4 separate regions of the Mus musculus genome follow, and all the other regions are linked to region 1. A link is a contact called in ENCODE POLR2A ChIA-PET data. All regions are on one chromosome and are shown on one strand. The core of a region is the stretch at or near the end of the contact, and the rest is flanking DNA. Distances in the headings are between cores, read along the strand shown.

Region 1 (2,706 bases), core at 63-2,562:
CTCCTCCCCCCGTTGCCCTCCACCGGACCTGGAGAGCTGTCACCGGCGATGCTCGTGTGGAACTCAGGTGTACGGGTGTCAGCCCCAGCTTTTAGCCCCCACCCCCTACTCGAAGCCCCGTCCCCACTCGACTTGAACTCCCGCTCCTTCCAAAGCCCCCGCCCCTGGCCCCCCGGGACGGACACGCCCTGAGCGGGGGATGCTGCGCTGGAGTCGCCGGCCTCTTAAAGGAGCCTGTGGCTGCCATCCGGCGCGATCCAGGCTCCTTCCTGGAGGTGTTCTACGGCAGTTCCACTTTGGTCCTCATGCGGAATCTGTAGGATCCCCTTGTGACCTGTCTTACAGATTCTTTCCTACACCCCGAGAGCGCAGTCCATCAGTATACACAACGCTCTGGCACTGGTCCCTTGTCATACCGACATCTCCAGCTGGCCTTCCCTCGTCGCTGCTCCATTTTCACCCAATTGGAATCCACCCAGCCGTAGGTCCCTTCCCACTTCTGTGCTCCTGGATGACCGATCGCTCGTTTTCATTACTGATTCCTCTTACCTCTAACCCTATTCCTTTCTAGCAAGACATCTTATCCTAGACCCATTTTAAAAAACACTCTTTGAATCACGTTTTTCGTGGTATCACTTTCTCCTTCTGTCCAAGGTCACAAGATTTCCCATATTTCTTTCACTCTGGTGGTATCAAGGCTTTGGAGAGCCAAAGGTAATCGTTAAGCTCTGCGCGTATATTAGTTCGTTAATTATTCCTGTGCTCTTTCAGGTGAGACTAAACACAGAAGGTCCATCTAATGATTCTCGGGACAGTTAAAAGAGGTTCACTAGGGCTGATCTAAAGAGGCACGAACCCTGTCAGGCTGCGTGGAGTTAGTGAAGAGAGGCGAAGGACAAGCCACAGAAAAGCAACGGGTTTTTTGACACGGAGTGCTGAGAAGCTTACGCTACAGCCTGGGAGACCGGGTCTGAGGAGAACTCCGGACTTATAAAACCCCAGAGCTCTGGGGTGGGGGTGGCCAGGTAAGGCACACCCTCTGGGGCAGCAAAAGGACTTCGGCCAATCACAGCCTTTCCTCAAGGAGAAGGCTACACCTTTCCTCGTCTCCGCCCTCTGGGCCAAGTGACCAATCTGCAAGCGCCTACAGGAAGTCGCTCTCAGTATAGCCAATAAAGCAGCGAAGCCCGCAGCGGCGCCCGAATGACGCGCTGGCGCCTGGGTTCTGTAGTTCTCTCAGGGAGACAGACCTTACCGCCCCGCCCCTGGCCGCCTACACGCAGCTAATACGCATGCTCACAGTGTCGGCTTGGGAGGAGGCGGTGCGCAAGGAGGAAGGCGGGAATGACATTAGGAAAAAAAAAAAACCAAAAAAACAAAAAACCCAACCCACTCGTAGTAGCTTGGGAAGCTTCCGCCGAGGGTCTGCTCCTCCCAGAAGGCGGTGCAGATGCCCGGGCGAGTCTCGCTGAGGGTTGTGGGGCGGGTAGCTCGGATCCATAAGAAGACACAAGGAGCCGAGTGGGCGGGGGACTCCAGATCCCAGCATGCCCCGCGGCGGGCCCTACCGGCCGCGACTCCGGGCTTGGCCCCGGCCCTAGCTCCTCGGCGGTGTACTGGGGTGCGTGGAGGCTGTAGTCACGGTGGCGCCCGCGGGGACGGAGGAGGGAATGAGTGAAGAGGATCAGGGCTCCGGCACTACTACAGGCTGCGGGCTGCCCAGGTGAGCTGCCTCGCTTGGATTCCTGAAGGACGAAAAGTGTGAGGTGGTGAGGAGGGGCGGCGGCGCGGCCCCAGCATGCACCTGGCCTGAGGGTTGTTCCCAGCAAGCACTGGGGTAGTGGGCAGAGGTTCCCGGCATGCACTGGGGCTGTGGCCAACGCCTCCAGCTCTAGTTTGGGGTTGGCTTGATTCCCAGACTGCACTAGAGCCCTGGGCTTTATGCCCCGACGTTCAGTGTATTTGGTGGGTACTGGGTTCCCGAATTGTATTGTGTCGGGGGAAATGCACGTTCAACCAGCACCACGGCACAGGATCCCTCGCCTTAACTGAGAACAGTACATTCTCCACTTGCCTTGGGACCTTGCTTTCCCTCATGCACCTTAACTTTTAACCCAGCCAATGGATGCTATACTGCCTGGGAATTCATGGACCCTATAATGTGGCTAGGTCTAATGTGACAGTGATTTGCCAGGTGGGTGCCGAAAGGGGAAGTGTGATGTTGGTCTGTGCCCCTTCCCAGCATAGAGCAAATGCTGGCCGCCAACCCGGGCAAGACCCCGATCAGCCTTCTTCAGGAGTATGGGACCAGAATAGGAAAGACGCCCGTGTACGACCTTCTCAAAGCCGAGGGCCAAGCCCATCAACCTAATTTCACCTTTCGGGTCACCGTTGGCGACACCAGCTGCACTGGTGAGGAAGGCCTGGGCAGCCTGGCTGGGGTGTGCATTCACAGGGCCCGTGGCTTAATATCATGCGATCACCTCACAGTCCTCTCCTTTAAAGCCAGGGAGGGATGGAGATATTTCAGGGGGAAAGAAGGATTGGAACAGGGCTGTGAGACGGTGGACGGGACCCGAGAGACTCACTGGCGAGAACAGGAAATGTCACAGAGATCTGCTACTTTATCACCCCAGAGGAAGAGTAAATGAGACATTGAACTCCTCGTGGGTATTAGGGGGAGCACATACTCTGCTAGCCTTCATG
Region 2 (3,100 bases), core at 420-2,919, 170 kb before region 1:
GTGAGATTACAGACATGTACCAATCATACCTAGTTTTACATGGTGCTAGTTACTGATCTTAGGGCTTCCTGCATGCCAGGCAAGCACTCTGCCAACTGAGCTATACCCCAAGTCCTGTATGTAAAATTTGGATAAAAGGCTATTTGACAACAACTCACAAAGTAACAAGCAAACTCATGAACCCAGGAACATAATTGCCAGGGATTCGTTTTTTTTTTGTTTGTTTGTTTTTTCAAGACAGGGTTTCTCTGTGTAGCCCTGGCTGTCCTGGAACTCACTCTGTAGACCAGGCTGGCCTCGAACTCAGAAATCCGCCCGCCTCTGCCTCCGGAGTGCTGGGATTAAAGGCGTGAGCCACCACGCCCGGCACCAGGGATTCTTTTTACAGATAATGGCAATGATAATAATGGGGATGGCAAACACATCAAGGGATTAATGTGCCAGGAAATGCTTCTATGTGCTTTGTATCTATTTAGTCACCATGGTTTAAAGGGGTTTGGCTTTAGGACAGAGTAATTATGTAACTTTTCCAAACGTACAGTTAAAAAAAAAAAAGATAGCACAGCTTTAATTCTTACATGTCCTACATATTAACGAATCAATTCAACCTTTTCCTAACTTTCCTGAGCTTCAGATAAAAGCAAATGAGGTCGGTGCTGAGAGCAGGTTTGTAAAATCAAGCCAAGCTATTAGGGATAAATGAGGTTTCTGGTACACCCTTGAGTTTTACAATAAAAATGGATCACCTAATATGATTTGTGGTAATATGAAGACACAGACTGCAATAAGCAGCCATTCAAGAGCTGCCCAAAGCAGGCTCGGTAGACCATGGCCTATTTAAGCCACTGTTTGCTATGCCTCACCAAACATTGATGCATCTCTTCCACACTTGCTCACGGTGATGGATGAAGGCAGTTCTTGTACCATGGTCCAGCCTCCCTGGGGCTTTTAGGGGATCCTTGGTCAGGTGTAGGACAGGAAGATTGATCCACTATACCTCAGAAGAGAGGGAGGCAGTCAGTCTCTTCCCCAAATCTTAACAGAACTCCTTGCCATCTCCAACCTATGGCATAAGAGATTCCACGGCCCCATTTCCCATACCCACAAATGTAACACTTGTGGGACAGAAAATTTTCAGTCCTCATCTGCAAACCACAATCGTTTTTCACAGGGTTGACACTAGAGAAGACCTGATGGACGGCATCCATCATCTTCTCTACCCCTCCTAGAACCTCCTCACATGCCTTGGCATGCCTAACTGGGTAACACAGGCCCTAAAATATATTTCGTTCTCTCCAGTCTCCTGTGGGAGTCATGCCGTTCCCAATCACTTGTGAGCGAGCCCCGCCGCGTCGCCTCTATTCCCACTTTCCGCATCCCCACCGCAGCGTTCCCACCCGGACCACCTGGCCCCGAAAGTCGGGAGGCGGGCTCTCATAGCTGTTGCCGGTCACCAGCTCGTTATTGTGCTCATACAGGGTGACTTGACCTCTAGGCGGCGGCGGGGGGAACAACCCCAGGGAGCACATCTTGCCAGTCCGGAGAGCGTCTGGAATCGACAGGCTCCCGGCTGGTGACGACTGCGCTCCCCGGAATCTTAGTTCCCGGGCTAGATTCGTGTGAGGACGGGTAGCCGTACAGGACAAACGACTGCGCGAAGCTGAACGGAAGTGCAAGGAAGAAAGTTCCGAGTCGGGTTTCGGGACGGACTTCCGGGACTTCCTGGCGCGCCCCCTTGCGTACGGAGCGGGCACGACGCTGACACGTCCGAGGACCGACCTGTGGCGTAAGGAGCGCCGCGGTTTGGTTTTGGTTTGTTTCCTGTAAGACTACTGTTTTTTCCAACTCTGAATCCCCAGCAGCGTCTCCCACTCACTTACTTAGTACGGAAAAAGCCCAAAATAAGCCAGGTTTAGGAAAGTACCTAATTAAACTCTCCAACCCCCGTAAATATCCTTGAGGAATATACAGACGATGTCATCCTACCAGTGAGCTTTCCCCGCCCCCCCACCTCCAAAAAAAAAACAAAAAAGACTTTAGAGGACAGTCAGAACGGACTTCACAGGGTAAGGCGTCCTGAAAGAGAGAGACGGACACTGGAAGGACAGTAACTTTTCCCGAGTATATCACTAACAAACGCTTCTATAATCCTTACAATAACCCCAAAAGTGCACCGTTGAACTACCAGTAGCAAAATGACACAGATTGGACCAAAATACACACAAACCAGACATTGGTGGGGCATATTGGCCCAAGGCTGTAATGCCTACAGGATGTGGACAAGAATAAAAGGTTAGTGTAGACTGCGTAGCAAGCCCCTGCCTCCAAATACCGTTGACTCCGATCTGTAATCCCAGCATTGGGAGGTACAGGCAGGAGGATCACTGAATGTCCACTCCATAGTTCTCTTCCAACTTGAGATACATACCACCCTGACTTTGTCTTATTTAGGCTTTGTTGTTTGTTTGTTTGTTTGTTTTAAGATTTGTTTTATTTATATGAGTACACTCTCATGGTTTTCAGACACACCAGAAGAGGGTATCTGATTCCATTACAGATGGTTGTGAGCCACCATGTGGTTGCTGGGAATTGAACTCAGGACTTCTAGAAGAGCAGTCAGTGCTCTTAACTGCTGAGCCATCTCTCCAGCCCTAGGCTTTATTTTGAGGCAGGGTATGGCTATGTTGCTCTGGCTAGCACGGAACTTGCTATGTAGACATGACTGACCTTGAATTCATAGAGATTCATACCTCTATCTCCCAAGAGTGCTGAGATTAAAGATCTACCACCATGCTCTCCTGAGACCTTTTCTGAAACTGAAGGGGTTGGGGGGGGGGCTAGAACTACAGAGAGATGTTTAGATGGTTTAATTCTAACTTAATTCAATTGTGAGCTCAAAATCTGAATAGACAAATGGGAGGGAAGTGTGGGATGGTGAGACTCACAGGAACGGTATTAGCCTTTCCCTGCTATTGCTATCTCTCTGCTTCCTGGCCATTATGAATAAGCAAACTCTTCCACCTGCTCCTGAATCTATGATGCTCTGCCTCACCTGACACCCAAAGAAATGGACTCACCTAGCCTTTAATTGAAACTGACT
Region 3 (2,878 bases), core at 3-2,502, 190 kb before region 1:
TATGGTTTGTTGCAACAACTACACCTTTAAAAGTTTCTGGGAGGGGGGGGGGTGCTGGTGAGATGGCTCAGTGGGTAAGAGCACTGACTGCTCTTCCGAAGGTCCAAAGTTCAAATCCCAGCAACCACCCATAATGAGATCTGATGCCCTCTTCTGGTGCGTCTGAAGACAGCTACAGTGTACTTCCATGTAATAAATAAATAAATAAATAAATAAATAAAAGTGTGTGTGCACCACCAATATCTGGCTGATATTGTTAAAAAAAAAAAAAAAAGTTGCTGGGAAGCACACAGACCCTTCCTATCCAACACACAATGGTGGGGCTAGACAGACACTCAGCAGTTATGAGCACTAGGTTGCTCTTTCAAAGGACCTAGGTTTGGTTTGCCTGCATATATACTGAGACATAAAAATAAATGTAGTTGGTTGGCAGTTGTTCCTTTTTGGCACTTGCACTTTATCCTTTAAAGCGCGTTAGTGGTACTGTCAGAACACAGGTTCCCTGCTGTCCTGTCGCGGGCTTGTCCCAACAACGCGCAGTAGCTTATACCGCTTTACAATCTTGTGGTTGTGTCGTGAGTCCGAGAGTTTCGAGTCCCTTGAAGGCCCAAGCCATGTTTGCTAACTAATTTTATAACTACCTTCCTCTACTACCCATTCTGTATTTCCTTCACCTTCAGCCAGCACCTCAGCAGGTCTTGGCTCTTTTCCTGGAGGATTGACCCATACCTTCATTCCTGATGGGTCTGTGTCCTTTGTCATCCTGCTTGGATTAGGCTGTTGTAGTTTCCCATTGACTTTAATCACAGGACATGGTAGTACTAAGAGACGCCCTAAGGGATCTCCTACACTCCAGACATAATCTTGCTTACCACCATTGTGAAGAGGTAATCCAATTTCCCCATGGTAATCTGGATCTATCACCCCTCCTAACACTGTTATTCCATTTTTAGCCTGTTGGTTTAAGGGCATTAGAAGCCCAAAATGACCAAGGGGAAGTCTGAGCTTCCAGTTCAATGGAATGTTTGTTGTAGCTCCTGGTAGGAGCACTCCCCTCTCTGGAGCCAAAACTTCTAGGCCAGCAGAACCTAGAGTTATGGGGACAGGAAGCCAAAATTACCGTGCTAGCTTTAGTGTACTCTGAGAAAAGAAAAACTTGCGTTCTCTAATTAAGCTTGAGATCCGAAAAGCGGGTCCGAAACACAGGATCATAGAGACGACGGGCGCAGAGCGTATCCCCTGGCGGCACCACGGAGGTAACGCGGAGGGCGGCTAGAGCGTCACTCGCCCAGGCGGCTTCCTCTTCGGCAGTCCTCCTTCCCAACATGGCGCAGTCGATTAACATCACGGAGCTGAATCTGCCACAACTGGAAATGCTCAAGAACCAGCTGGACCAGGTGAGGACCTGTCCCAGCACCTTCCTCGCGCTTCATATCCTCCGACCGACCGCCCGCCCGGTCGGGGAGGCTTCCTTTCCCAGGGAAACCCCTATCCGGTCCCGGGTCCCGCCCCCTCAGCCTGGGCCCCGCTTTCTTGAGCTGACCCCTTGTTTTTTCCCGGCTTCTGTAGGAAGTGGAGTTTTTGTCCACGTCCATTGCTCAGCTCAAGGTGGTCCAGACCAAGTACGTGGAAGCCAAGGACTGTCTGAACGTGCTGAACAAGAGCAACGAGGGTATGGGCTAGGCGGGTGAGGGCGCCTGGGGATGCCGGCTTCTCCTTCGCTTTTTCCTAGTTCCAGTTTTCGTTAAAGAAAACTGTTTGTTACTTAGTGTGTGTGTAGCCACAGGAGCCCCCGCATGTTGCCTACAGAAAACTAAAATGTACAAGACATTTCCTCAGTTGCTGTGTTCTTTTCACTGTCTGTGAACACTGAGCCCTGTTGGGAGCTTCCCCTAACGTCTTCGCGTGGGAGCCGCTAGCCTTCCCCAGCTGTTTGTCTTTATTACTTTCACAGGAAAAGAATTACTGGTCCCACTGACGAGTTCTGTATCCTTTCCACGGGAAATGCTACCTTACATTCTTCCACAGTCTTTCCCAAAAGCGGGGAGAGTTTTGATTTTAAGAACAGTCGAACACTTAACGTAGCTCACTTGTCTAACGTTGCACCAGTGTCCATGTAATACTTTGTATCAGAGTTCGGTGAAGAATTGAAATGTTGTGTTTCTCTTTGTTTAGAGATGTCAATATGGAGACAAAGCTGGCATTTGGCTAAAGCCAGTAGAAAAAATGTTAGGATATTGAAATTGGGAACTTGCCTCTTTTTTCAATTTCACCTTAATTGCCGCTCATCTCTAATAGTGAAAGGTAGATTGTTTCCTCCTGTTGAAATGACCTGTTGTCATTTCCACCAGGAAATGACAGTCGAAAGAGAAACCTAAGAATAGCAAAGTGGTGAAGACTGTTTTAAGTAACAATAGAGCCGGCAAGGTGACGACGCAGAGCGTAAAACCCACACATACACACTGAGCTAACTTTCTGATACTAATGGGGTGGAAGGAGAAGACCAACTCCCAGAAGTTGTCCTCCGACCTTCGTGCTCCATGGCATGCACACTTGTGAAAACACACACACAGACCAAATACATGTAAGTTTAAAAGTAGTAATAATTTGTAACTAGAGAGATGGCTCAGCAGTTAAGAGCACTTGCTCTCAGTGAGAACCCAATTGGGTTCCGAACATCTACATGGTGTAGGTGACAACAATTCAAGGGGATGCAGCAACCTTTTCCGACTTCTGCAGGCACCAGGCATGCACATGATGCATACACATACACATAGTTTTGTCTTAGGGTTTCATTGCTGTGAAGAGACATCATGACCAAGGCAACTCTTTTTTTTTTTTTTTTTTTTTTTTTTTTTGGTTTTTCGAGACAGGGTTT
Region 4 (2,718 bases), core at 66-2,565, 200 kb after region 1:
AAGAGTTCAGGGGGTAGAATAGTTGGGTGGGTAGAGGTGCTTGCCACCAACTCAAGGTTGGGAGAAGAGAACTGATATCCCCAAGCTGTGCTCAGACTTCTGTACACCTATCTTCACACAGACACAGACAGACAGACACACACACACAGAAGTAAAAAAAAAAAAGTTAAAACAGAGTAGTACTCAGAGATGAATAAGAACAAAGTATGGATGGTGTACATGTTTGAAATGAAACTCACTGTATATTAACTTAAAAAAAAAATACACCTCAGTCCAGAGCGGGGAGGCAGCCCTTTTCTCTAGCCCACACATCTGCTTCCTGTGTCAGGTGCAGCTGATGTGTCCAATCAGACATCACCACTAGTCATATGCACACCCCCAAACATCACAAACCCACACCAGGCTGAGACAGTGGGGGAGGAACTTTAAAAGAAATTAAACACTCCATGGAGAAGGAAAGGTGGGCCAGCAATGCAATAGGAAACAGTTTCTTTGTCGGCTTTTTTTTTTTCATCTATGAAAAATCTCTCATTACAGCTACTCCGTGTTTTCTTCAATATAAGTCTTCTTAGGTTAGAGTGAGATCTGTCTCTAAAGTTCTACCCGTTGAGAACCCCAAACCCCTCCTTTCCCACAAAGACAATCTGTAACAGCTGCAGATATTCTTCAGAACTGAAAGTGTATGTGGTCAGATGCTGATGTTCAAATGCATTCTCTCTCTCTCTCCCTCTCTGTGTGTGCGTGTGTGTGTGTGTCCCCTCTCCACTGTAGGGCTCTCAGCGTTTTGGCGTTCCACAAGTTGGAAGTTTTCCCCTCAGGGATTCAGCGTAGTAAAGGCCTTTGGATCTTTGGATTTGGGTAAGAGAGAGAAGGTCTGTGAGGGCAAAGACTTGCCTGGAAAAGATTAAGCAAATATTTCAGTCCCTTCAAGCTTCCATAATCGGATCGAGCTTTACTGAGGAGGCCCCGCAAGAAAGTGAGGACAATGCGGGCTACTCCTCAAGGCCCCCCTTGAAACCAACAAAACCGAAACGTGGGGGAGGCTTCCTTAGTGCGTAAAGTATTAAAACCTAAACGCTCCTACCGTCCTCTTCTACAGTTCTCTCGGATTAGCCTTTCGCAGGCTGAGAAGCGGGCTGACCACCCCCGCGTAAGCCCACCCTCAGTTAGGCCAAGTTTCTTACCCCACGGACGGATCAGCTGTTCCCCTCACCTTTCACCAACAACAAAAACAGCACTCCGACTATAGGAGGGGAGGGGAAGAGTGACGCGAGAGCTTCTGGGGCTTGTGGTTCTTCTATGACTCGACACTGTCTACTTTTCTACCTGTGGAACTACATGTCCCAGGAGGCTGCGCGCGAGGGGCGGGGAAGAGGGCGGGGCGGTGATGGACTCAGCGTGGCATCCCGGGAGATGTAGTTCTTACTCCCGAGGCAGTTCAGGAGGGTGTGTCTTCCAAAGGACTTCACGGCCCATGATTCCTTAAGAAAGGGCAGGCTGATCTAGTGGAGGCTGCTGGTTCGTAGCATGCTTAGTGGGAGAGTTGACGGCTTTAACGCGTTCTGCACAGCTCTTTTCGGTGGGGCGGAACGCTTCCAGCACAGCCTTCTTGTTCGCTTTTACAAGATAGGCTGTAGTGTTATATCTACTTACAAAAGAAAAAACTTGTCTAAGGAATCCTCTAGGGTCAGGGCTATGAAACTGTAGAACTCTGCCAGGCCTCTCCCAAGCTACGAGCTACAGCCACCATGTTGTGGGTGGGGAAACTCACAGGGGTGGTAGTGGTTATTTATTTTTAGCTTGTTCTGACTTCAGGGTTGACAGAGCTTGTAAAAGTCTCAAAGCTTACTGTTTGGTTCCAGCTTGAGAAGATTTCCATGCCAAGGGGTCCGATAACACACACACACACACACACACACACACACACACACACACACACATACCACACCTGCACGTGCTCCCCCTGGAGTGGCTTCTGGGGCTAGGATTAGGGGACATAGCTTGAAATGGTGGCTAGGCTGTGGAATGAAAAGCATGCGGTTGAAGAGAGAGCTTGGCAGGACTGCCACAGCTCACAACAAGCTACTTAGAGAGGCTTGTTTGCCCAAGCCTTTTAACTGGCTTAAATTAATTAGAGCAACAATACAATTGTTGCTATAGGGTTGTTTTTTGTTTGTTTGTTTGTTTTGTTTTGTTTTGATAGGCGAAAGAGTCACACTGTTCCCACACCGCAGTCACTTAAGGACTTGAACCGTCCTCATCGTTGTGGGTGGCCTCCAACCCTGGAAGAGTTCAACCCCCCCCCCCTTTCTCAATATTAAAGGATTAAGTGAGATGTAATGCTACACACCTATAACCCTAGCAATTGAAGAGGCAGAGGCAGGGAGATCCTGGAGATTTCGATTCTGACTCAGGCTACACAGGAGACCCTGTCTCACAAATAAATAGTTATGCCGGAAAGACAGCTGTCCTCTCCTGGTTGGGTCCATTCTAATTATCTGTGGCAGTAGGTTCTGGCGGCGCCTCTTCTTTTACTTTTTTTTTTTTTTTGGTAGTTTTTTTTTTTTTTTTCCTTTTAAGATTGAATAGGGTATTTGATGCTGTCCTTGGGTGCCTTTCATTTGAAGATCTCCAAGCATTAAGTCACTGGGCTGCACAAACATTAAGATGACATGTCTGTGTCATTAGTCAGGATTTATGAGTTAGGGCACAAGCTGC

The links. ChIA-PET counts read pairs that join two places held with the same protein, here RNA polymerase II (POLR2A).
Region 2: POLR2A ChIA-PET joins it to region 1 with 21 read pairs in embryonic stem cell. The contact joins the promoter of Aaas here to the promoter of Tarbp2 in region 1. POLR2A ChIA-PET finds 5 or more read pairs at or near these places in 4 of 5 experiments (Patski and embryonic stem cell).
Region 3: POLR2A ChIA-PET joins it to region 1 with 12 read pairs in Patski. The contact joins the promoter of Pfdn5 here to the promoter of Tarbp2 in region 1. POLR2A ChIA-PET finds 5 or more read pairs at or near these places in 3 of 5 experiments (Patski and embryonic stem cell).
Region 4: POLR2A ChIA-PET joins it to region 1 with 19 read pairs in Patski. The contact joins the promoter of Calcoco1 here to the promoter of Tarbp2 in region 1. POLR2A ChIA-PET finds 5 or more read pairs at or near these places in 2 of 5 experiments (Patski and embryonic stem cell).

Annotation. Positions count from the first base shown.
Region 1 is chr15:102,516,880-102,519,585 of GRCm38, forward strand. Tarbp2 (TARBP2, RISC loading complex RNA binding subunit) reads left to right here and starts at 1,313. Exons shown (of 9, transcript NM_009319.3): 1 at 1,313-1,723; 2 at 2,243-2,412. The coding sequence starts at 1,671. It overlaps Map3k12 (mitogen-activated protein kinase kinase kinase 12), which reads right to left and starts at 125. Exons shown (of 16, transcript NM_001163643.1): 1 at 1-125.
Region 2 is chr15:102,349,090-102,352,189 of GRCm38, forward strand. Aaas (achalasia, adrenocortical insufficiency, alacrimia) reads right to left here and starts at 1,670. Exons shown (of 16, transcript NM_153416.2): 1 at 1,407-1,670; 2 at 864-991. The coding sequence starts at 1,529. It overlaps Gm36246 (predicted gene, 36246), which reads left to right and starts at 1,738. Exons shown (of 3, transcript NR_155425.1): 1 at 1,738-1,823.
Region 3 is chr15:102,324,864-102,327,741 of GRCm38, forward strand. Pfdn5 (prefoldin 5) reads left to right here and starts at 1,253. Exons shown (of 6, transcript NM_027044.3): 1 at 1,253-1,397; 2 at 1,570-1,672; 3 at 1,955-1,986. The coding sequence starts at 1,326.
Region 4 is chr15:102,720,863-102,723,580 of GRCm38, forward strand. It overlaps Calcoco1 (calcium binding and coiled coil domain 1), which reads right to left and starts at 1,316. Exons shown (of 15, transcript NM_026192.3): 1 at 1,185-1,316.